2 separate regions of the Homo sapiens genome follow, and region 1 is linked to region 2. The links are chromatin loops, found by intact Hi-C in ENCODE. Cell type or tissue: dorsolateral prefrontal cortex. All regions are shown on one strand. Links, peaks and the distances in the headings refer to the core of each region. The heading gives the core; the rest is flanking DNA. Region 1 overlaps MOB3B (MOB kinase activator 3B). Region 2 overlaps MOB3B (MOB kinase activator 3B).

Region 1 (4,394 bases), core at 310-4,309, 76 kb after region 2:
AACTTCAGGAACTGATATAGCCCAAATGTGCAAGCATTCCCAAAGAGCATCTGGTTACCTCCAAGGGAAAAAGAAATGCAAGCAGGCATGAACCACGTCACCTGCCAGACAATTCCCATGTGGCTAACGTCAAACATTCTTTCAGAGTGACTGGTTTGAAGAGAGATGTCTGCAAGGACAAGGAAAAGCTTTTCATATGCAGCCACCTCTCTGCTCCAGTTACTCTAGTAGTGCCTTAATGTCAGCCCAGGTAGTCATGCCTCTGGGATAAGTAGGTACATAGAAGGCACTAATAAATCTCAGATTTTCTAACAAACTCGAGAGATGGATTTACTCCATTGTTTTTTTGTGGCTCATCTTCCCCTAGTTCAAATAAAAAAAAGGAATGTGCAGAACAATAAAGATTCTATTCATATTTTTTGCCTTGTCTTTGATCTAGTTGGAATCTGTGTTTCAATACTGAATGGGAAATGAATGCCTTTGGAATTTCAGTCTTCCTGTTCAAATTTATTTCCCATCATGCCCTTCAGGAGCCCTCACAGAGGTTTCCTTATCCTCTCTTCTGCCTCTTTGGTGAGGCCTTTGCTTCCCTCCCTCCTAGGTCAGGCTCTCCAGCAGTCCCTCCAACCAAGCCCACCTGGCCCTATCTTGCCTATTAAGTTGGTTTTTACACCTGTGGGCCTGGCTACCTAGCCTGAACCCAACCCAATACTTCTGGTTTCACTGAGCGGTGACCAACCTACTTCCATCCCCAGTTTGTTCCAGTTTAGTACCTCCTGGGTCACACTTTAGGCATAATCCCTTCTCTAACAGCAGCCACTGCAAGCTGAATGTTTGGTCTACATGTTTATTACAGGCTATCCATGCATTCAGCAGCTATTTACTGAGGGGCTGCTATGGACTAGGCATATCAAAACAACATGGTGATGAAAAAATAATGTCCTTGTGATCAAGGAGCTCATGATCTAGTATATCTGTGCTTCTCACACTGGAATGTGCACAGAGACCACCTAGGGAAATTGTTAAAATGCAGAATTTGTTTCAGCAATATGATCTCAGGCAGAGGCCAAAGTTCTGCATTTTTAACAATTTCCCAGGTAATGCTGATGCAAATCATGCCTGAAGTACAACGTAGTAAGAAAGCGGTTGGGGAGATAGGGTGTTCACAGGGGTACCTCTAACTTAGTCCCTGATATTACAGCTGAGACCCAAAGGATGAATAGGAGTTGTCTAGAAAGAGATGAGTTTGTTCTGTGTGGAGAAATAAGACGTGGTAGAGGCCAAAGGTAAAACAAAGTAAAAATGTTGAGTTTCCATTCATTGCGGTCCAAAGCCTAAACAGAAGGAAGTTATTTTAGGATAATTTATTGACATGACTTATTGCCAGGGAAGATGGCCACTCAACAAAGGTGATAGCTGCAGGGCATATCTAAAATGGCTGGATGGCAGGTGCCATGGCTCCCAGCTCTGCCAAAGATGCCTGTGCTCTAAGATTAGCACAAATGCTGCATGCTCAAGGGGACCATGTGGGCTGGAACAATGGTAACCCATGTAGATAAGGGACTGGGTGGGTTGCTTTGTATTTTGGCACTGAGTTAAGTCCTGGAAGCTTTACCAAAGTCTGAGGAAGGGTACAAAGCCTGAATAATGTCTAAGCTGGCTTTCCCACCACCTGGTGGAACAGGGACTATACTCAGATATGTTAAACTAAGGAAAATAAACATGACATTCTGATCACCCTCAAATTTTGGTTCTTGACTCATACATACTTTAGAAATTCAAAATGGTTCAATCTATATGTAACCCCCATAAGTCTTTAGGAGACACCCTGATTTTAGGTCAGTGCTACAAATGACATGACATAAAGGGAAAGGCCCAGAGTTAAACTTCTAGAGCTTCTCATAAATCGTAGGAACACCCTATTACACCCACTTCAACTAAGAGGTCTTGGTTGGCTTTACAACTCTCAATAATGCTCTAAGATGAACCACTTGGAAAGCCCAATGAAATATGGCCATCAAAACAAACCAGCCAGCTGCATAGCCCCACATGGAAAAGTGTGATATTTGGAAATATCTCCATCAGGGAGGTAGTATATGCAGAATGAGCAATAATAGTGTCTCACACAGACAACAGCTGAAATCTGATCTCAGAAGTCATAGAAAGGAAAAGAAAGGGGACAAAACCATCCTAAAAATATTCTAATCACACTCAGAGCAATTCAAAATGATAAATAGCTAAGAGAAAAATAGATTCTAAAACAATTAAACAGAGGAAACAAACAGAGAAACTAGAACTAAGACAATGGCTCATTGTCTTACTGTGTCTTAGTTCACTGTGTCAGTTAGTGGCAGGAGGAGGAAGCTGGGCTGGGCACTGGAGACTGAGAATCTGGGAAAAGGAGTACTCAGATGGATGCTGTGGCTGTTGCATAGACGGAGAGCTTGGGCCAGCCCACCAGTGGTGCTGGTGGAAGATTGCCTAGTTTCAAAGTTACCATTCAAGGTCACGAACTTGGAAGTTCCATAATACTGAGTTTCAAGGTTGCCCCTCAAAGGATAAGCACTATCACCAGGTAAAAGCACAGATGGTGTCTCTAATGGTTACTCTGAAACTAGGTATCAGAGAGGAGGAGCAAGGATGTGCTGAGGGTTAGAAGATCTAAGTTAGTGTCTGAGGCAGACAGATCAGTGCCTGCAGCTCAGGAGCGAATGCAACGAAGTTCTATGGAGGCCCTTTGCTCCAACAGAGTTCCCTGATGGTCTGCTGAGGGTGCCACTTGCCTTCTAAGGGCTTCCCAGAGCTGTTGCTTAAACATTTCACCCTGTCTGATCAATCTCTCTGGATTTAAGGTGACATCACTACTCCTTGACCTGGTACTTTCATTCTCCACATCCTCTGCCAGGCACACCTTTTTAGTACAATTAGGGAAGCTTAGAGGAACTGCTGAGGCCACAAGGGATTGGCAACCGAGCCCCAGGCTTTTCTTTCCTGTGCTGCAGGGATGGTGCTCTCCGGCAGCCTCTCATGGTCTTTGATTCATTTCTGACTCCCACAAAGAGGAAAGCAGGCCCCAAAGGCAATCATAAGTGGCAAGTGCTATGGAGCCATGGTTTTCAAATTGTGCTCCTCAAAGCTTTAGGGTTCTGCTTCCTGAGCAAAGGAAGCTACCTCATCTTGGAGGACCAGGCGGGGAGGGTAGGAGTGCGGACTCTGAGCCTTTCACCCACTACTGCAGCCAACGCAGAACCAATTTTACTTATTTCATTTAAGGTTCTAAGTCTTTTTTTTGTTTGAAAAATATAAAAAGGTTTGAAACCACTAAAATAGTGTGTCTGCATCAATAACATCACACCATATTTTTTATAGTTAACTGAAAAGTTAAAGCCAAGGTAAAAGAAGAATTCGTCCAGGCGGAATTCAAAGGAGATGAAAAATTCCTAAAACAGGTCATCGTGAAACACAAAAGCTCATTTGGCCACTCATCTGGATTCTTAGTGAGGATTTTATTGGTGGTTATTTTAAAGTATTTTCTGTGAAAGTAGGCGCAACAACTCCTGGTTCTTACCACCGTGACATTAACCTTCTAAACCCTCCCGTTCAGATCATTAACCCCATGGGATTCTGTTCCACAGTTTGTTAAGCTGCCATCCTGCCTGCTTGGGAAAAAAAAAAAAAAATCCCAGTCAAAGATCAGATTTCACCTGAGACTTTAAAGCCCCAAGAATTTGGCCAATGCTAATTTAGACATTTTTTAAAACAGGTTCCTCCACTTGTAAATGACTGCGATTTTGTGCAGAGTTAGAAAAAATGCCTTCTGTATTGGGAAAAATTCAATTATTTTAAAGATAAATTCTCATTTTAAAAATGATTTTCTACCCTTAAAACAGTATTCTTTATATTCTCAAAGGAGGAGAAGCTAGATCACCCTACAATTTAAAAATAAATAAACCTCATGAATTGTATCCAAAGAAACAAAAGTTAAACAAACATATTCCTCACTTAACTAGAGATGTAACATGTGGTTTTATTTTAGTTGTTAAAGCTAACTCCTGATCTCCTTCCAAACAGGCCTAGTGACTTAATTACCATATTTGAAAGGAGAGCCACGAAAAAAATGGAGACAGGGAAGGAGACAGATGAATCTTCTTGGATATTTCTTCACAAGATTCAGAGGGAGTCCAATCCCACAAAAAGGACAGCCTTAGGCATCTTCTAGAAAGACAAAGCCTTTCTTGGGAGGGAGAGCTTGACCTTAAGTGGCAGCAAGAATCAACTACTATGGAGATAACATGAGGACCAGTGATGTAAATATTCCTTGAGACCAAGGTACAACACTGATGACTGACAGCCACAGAACTCTGTGTCTCCACTCTATCTTCTTTCAGGTCCCC
Region 2 (4,394 bases), core at 198-4,197:
GCTTCACAGGCTGCAGCTCTTTCTTCTATAATGGCTGAGTCCACATCAAGCCTTCTGGCTGAAGGCCAAGGAAGCCGCCTGACAAGAAGCAACCCAGAGGCCTCTGTACAGATGATGTTTCAAAAGAAAAGGTCCTTTCAAAAGCCCCACAATGGCTCTTCATTGCTGGCTACTTTAGGGAGTAGCTCTGGCTCATGCGAGAGGTTCTGCTTCTTTTCACAGTCCTGACTTGATCTTACCATTGCAGGCCAACCTTGGCTGCTGCACTCACCCAAGCAACTCTGAGAGAAGTGTATGTGTGGCCTGGCTACCTCTTAGGGCAACATGAGGTCAGTGTATTCTGGGGCCTGGATAGGCTTGTGGCTGGGCCTTTATGAGACAAGGCTTTCCAAATCTTTGGTCTTCAAATTGTTCTAAAAAGCACCCGTTTTTAGAGGATAGTTTTGGTGGTAGAGCCTACCATAAATCTCAATCATTAGCCAAGAGGCACCTACACACTGGGGGTGGGACATGCACTTTGGTGTGACAAAATGGCAGTGATAAGGGATGGAGAGGAATGTGGTTCAGATGTTGAGAAACTGCCCATCACATCTGCTGGAAATAATAGTAACAAGTCTGGCCAGGTACCATCTGTAATCCCAGCACTTTGGGAGGTCAAGGCAGAAGGATCACTTGAGCTCAGGAGTTCCAGACCAGCCTGGGAAACGTAGTGAGACCCTGTCTCTACAAAAAATTTAAAAATTAGCCAGGTGTGGTGACATGTGTTTGTAGCCCCAGCTACTTAGGAGGCTGAGGTGGGAGGATCACTTGAGCCCAGGAGGCTAGAGGATGCAGTGAGCCATGATCACACCAGCCTGGGTGACAGAGTGAGACCCTGTCTCAAAAAAAAAAAAAAAAAAAAGTAACAAGTGTGAGGAGATGAAATAATATATGTCAAGAGGAACTAACAGATTATCTGGAACTGAAGAAATGAAGTTATTAATTATTTCTTGAAAATGCTTGTGCGTCATGCACATGGTAAGAATTCCACGAAGGGGTGTCTGTCATATGATGATGTGGGAGGATGAGGAGCAACAATGAAAAGGACTGCACTTCCTGTGTGTGTGTGAAGCCCTCCCATATGGAGTTTCACTTCCTTCCCACCTCCCTCTCCATGCGGCAGTGGTGGCTGTGTGGTTTGAGGCCAGGGTGGAGGCATGAGGAAAATAGAAAAATCTAGAGACACATCACATCACAAAGATGAGCAGTGCTGCCCAGAGTGTGTTCCATGGATCATGATATCTCTAAGATGTCAATGAGTGATAGCAAAAGAAAAAAGTCCAGTAGCCAAATGCAGTTAAATTGGGCGGGCTACACAAAATTGAACAAGTTTCTTTACTGGATACCTTCTCAAAGGCTTTGATATGCTATTGTACACTGTAAATCTTCAAGGGTGGAGACGATGTAGTATTTTGTAAACTCATTTGACCACAGAAGGAAGTCTGTTTTCACTGACCATCACTCAGGACTGGCATTTTGAGGAGCTCTCTTGGCAAACACTGATCTTCAGATTTTTCTCCTTTTTGCTTTACTTCCCCACCCCACTGAGCTAACTCCCAATCCTAGAGGAGAAGAGATGAAGTGCTAAAAATGGTAATTCTCACATTTGAGGGTAATTGTCATCTAGGGTCTTTTCCCTCAACGTGTGGTCTGGGAACCAGCAGCATCGATATCATCTGGGAGCAAAATGAACATTCTCGAGTCTCCTCCTCTCAGATGTACTGAATCAGAACTTGCATTTCAGCAAGATCCCTGGTGATTCACATGCACATTAAAGTTTGAGATGCAGACTGAGGGTGCTTGGTACTAGGCACTAATCTTAATAATTCTGATTTAGTGTATCTGGGGTGAGGCCCAAGAATGTACTTATGAAGTACTTCCTCCAGGAGATTCTGATGCACGTGTGTGTGTGTGGACTCCTGAGAAACCCCTATGGTCCAAGCACCCTGCTATAAGGTAACAGAACAGCTCTGTGGTAACATTGGTTTTCACAGCAGCAGCTCTACAAGGTAGGTGGTGGTATAATCACTTTCATTGTTAGAAACAAGAAAATGGAGCCTTGGAGAGAGAATGAGAAGGTCCTGGACCAAGGTCACCCAGGGGTTAGCAGGTGCATTAGGGTAAACAAGTCCCCTCCTGTCTGTCCTCCCCACCTCACGAATCTCTGTCCTCCCCCTGCCCTAATCAGCTCTTCATTCACAACTACTGCATTGCTAACAGCCCTCTCTGAGTCTGCTTTTGTTTTCAGTGAAAGGCCAACAAAACACTGCGGGCTATTCGTGCTTGCTAATGATAATTCTGATTAGCTTAATTGTGTCAGCTGACTCCCTGGCAGCCAAGGGCCAACAGCAGCCTGCTTATTCAATCAGGGCCTGGCCCATTTTCTAATTATCAGCATCATTTGGGCTGTTTCCTCCAACAAGGAACTTGCTTCAGTTCAAGTTATCTTCAGCTGTTGCATTTACATGAGCAATGGATGATCTGTCACGTCTGTGTCTGTGTCAGTGTGCCAGGCTCCCCCTCCCTGCTGGAGACCAAGTGAAATGGCATGTGTTTGCCTGGGTTCCCAGGCTGCCAGCCATAGCGGCTGAACAGCAGGTCCCAATGGGAGCCATGAGGCAAGCTCTGGGGGTGGATGGATGTGCTGGTCTTCACCAGGCTAGCCAGGGTGACCTCTTCCCAGCTTCTGAATTCCAAACTGTATTCCCACTCAGAGGCCTGATAGGGTGACCAACCGTCCTAGTTTGACAGACACCAAGAGTTTTCCTAGGACATGAGAATTTCACTGCTAAAACAGAGAGGGTTGGTTATCCTTTGCCTGACACACCAGGGCACAAAAGCAGTGTGAGAGGATTCAAGATTTCCTGGGTGATCTATCTGGAATTTGGAACAGAGAATGACTAAGAGTTGAGGCCTCGTCTTTCTCTGTGAGACCTAAAGCTTATGATGCATCCCTGCTCTCTGTCTTATTTTGCTTTTAATGTCTATTGCTAATCTGACAGGATGAAGCATTAGTCCCAACATGGAAATGGGTAAGTGGAGGTCTGCATGCATGTTCTGAGATAAGGGGCGTATTGAAGAGAGTGACCAGTGTGTAATCCCTTTGAATGGAGGTGCATCATCCTTAAAGTACTCTCCCCAATTCAAAAACATATTAAGCATTTATTAGGTACCAGGAACCCTAAGCAATGCAGGAATATGTCCTTTATATTCCCAGCCCTCAAAGAGTTGACAATCCCATGGGAGTGACTGATACAAATACAATTAACTACATTTGCTAGGAGTCTACCTAGGGAATCAATCGTTAAGACAGAAAAGAGGTCATGGGAGCTAGGGAAGACAGAATTCAGGAACATCCACTAACTACAGCCCAGCTACTGTTACAGTCATTGTCTCACTTAGCTAACATTTCTTAAGCACTTCCACGTGACTAACCCATTTAATTTTTATAACTCTTATTATTATACCCATGCTATGGATGAGGAAAATGAAGCTTTGAAAAGCCATATATCTTGCTCAAGTTTGCACGTTAGTAAATGCAGGGTCCAGGGTTGGAACCCACAGAGTCTAAGACTTTTCTTAGGCACTGTATGATACTGACTCTCCTACCCCAGTAGGGTGCTGCATGGATCCTCAGCACAACCTGTGTGGTAGATACTCAGTCCACGTGAGACAAAAGCAACAAAGAGATGTGTGGCTGTGCATGGTGGAGGCAAGGCAGAGGGAAAGATGAGGTGGTGGGGGGGTCTCAGAGTTCCATACTGTGGAATCCCAAGGCATGACACCAAGAATGTCCCACCGGTGGCGTGGGAACTCTGGGAATGCCAATGTTCTAAGGGAAACTGGCTGGACAAATGCTGCCCTTCTGGCCCCAGCTGCATTCAATTCTAAAAAATGTACAACTAGAATGTGAAGCCAAATGCCTGACTCCTTCATCATCCTTTGAGGGTCAAAAATGGGTGACATTTATTATTTTATATTTTTCAGACTGTATTGTAAATTTCTTGAGAGCATAGTTTTTTTCTTTTTCTTCTTTTTTTTTTTTTTTGAGACGGAGTCTCGCTCTTTTGCCCAGGCCGGACTGCAGTGGCGTGATCTCGGCTCACTGCAAGCTCTGCCTCCCGGGTTCACGCCATTCTCCTGCCTCAGCCTCCCGAGTGGCTGGGACTACAGGCACCCGCCACCGTGCCTGGCTAATTTTTTTTTGTATTTTTCGTAGAGACGGGGTTTCACCGTGTTAGCCAGGATGGTCTCGATCTCCTGACCTCGTGATCTGCCTGCCTCGAGAGCATAGATTTTTTATGCACATAGAATATCTGAGCAACTTGAGTTGTATATATAGAGTATCAATATAT

What was found. Peaks named below come from ENCODE experiments on the same cell type or tissue, not always from the same donor. Only the 100,000 strongest peaks of a DNase experiment are listed, where the experiment ranks them.
Region 1: it touches region 2 in a loop (5-fold over the local background); 11 of 110 quality-filtered maps call a loop at or near these places.

The regions. Positions count from the first base shown.
Region 1 is chr9:27,427,264-27,431,657 of GRCh38, forward strand. All of the region lies in intron 2 of MOB3B (MOB kinase activator 3B), which reads right to left. Among named protein-coding and RNA genes, the nearest start is that of IFNK, 95 kb to the right of the region's middle. In dorsolateral prefrontal cortex, for the core only: no CTCF peak of the experiment used is centred there; a DNase peak (open chromatin) is centred at 2,398; H3K27ac peaks cover 4,000 bases.
Region 2 is chr9:27,351,491-27,355,884 of GRCh38, forward strand. All of the region lies in intron 3 of MOB3B (MOB kinase activator 3B), which reads right to left. Among named protein-coding and RNA genes, the nearest start is that of EQTN, 57 kb to the left of the region's middle. RefSeq lists an enhancer at 2,122-3,103. In dorsolateral prefrontal cortex, for the core only: CTCF peaks have their summits at 2,341 and 2,543; a DNase peak (open chromatin) is centred at 2,541; H3K4me3 peaks cover 1,133 bases; H3K27ac peaks cover 4,000 bases.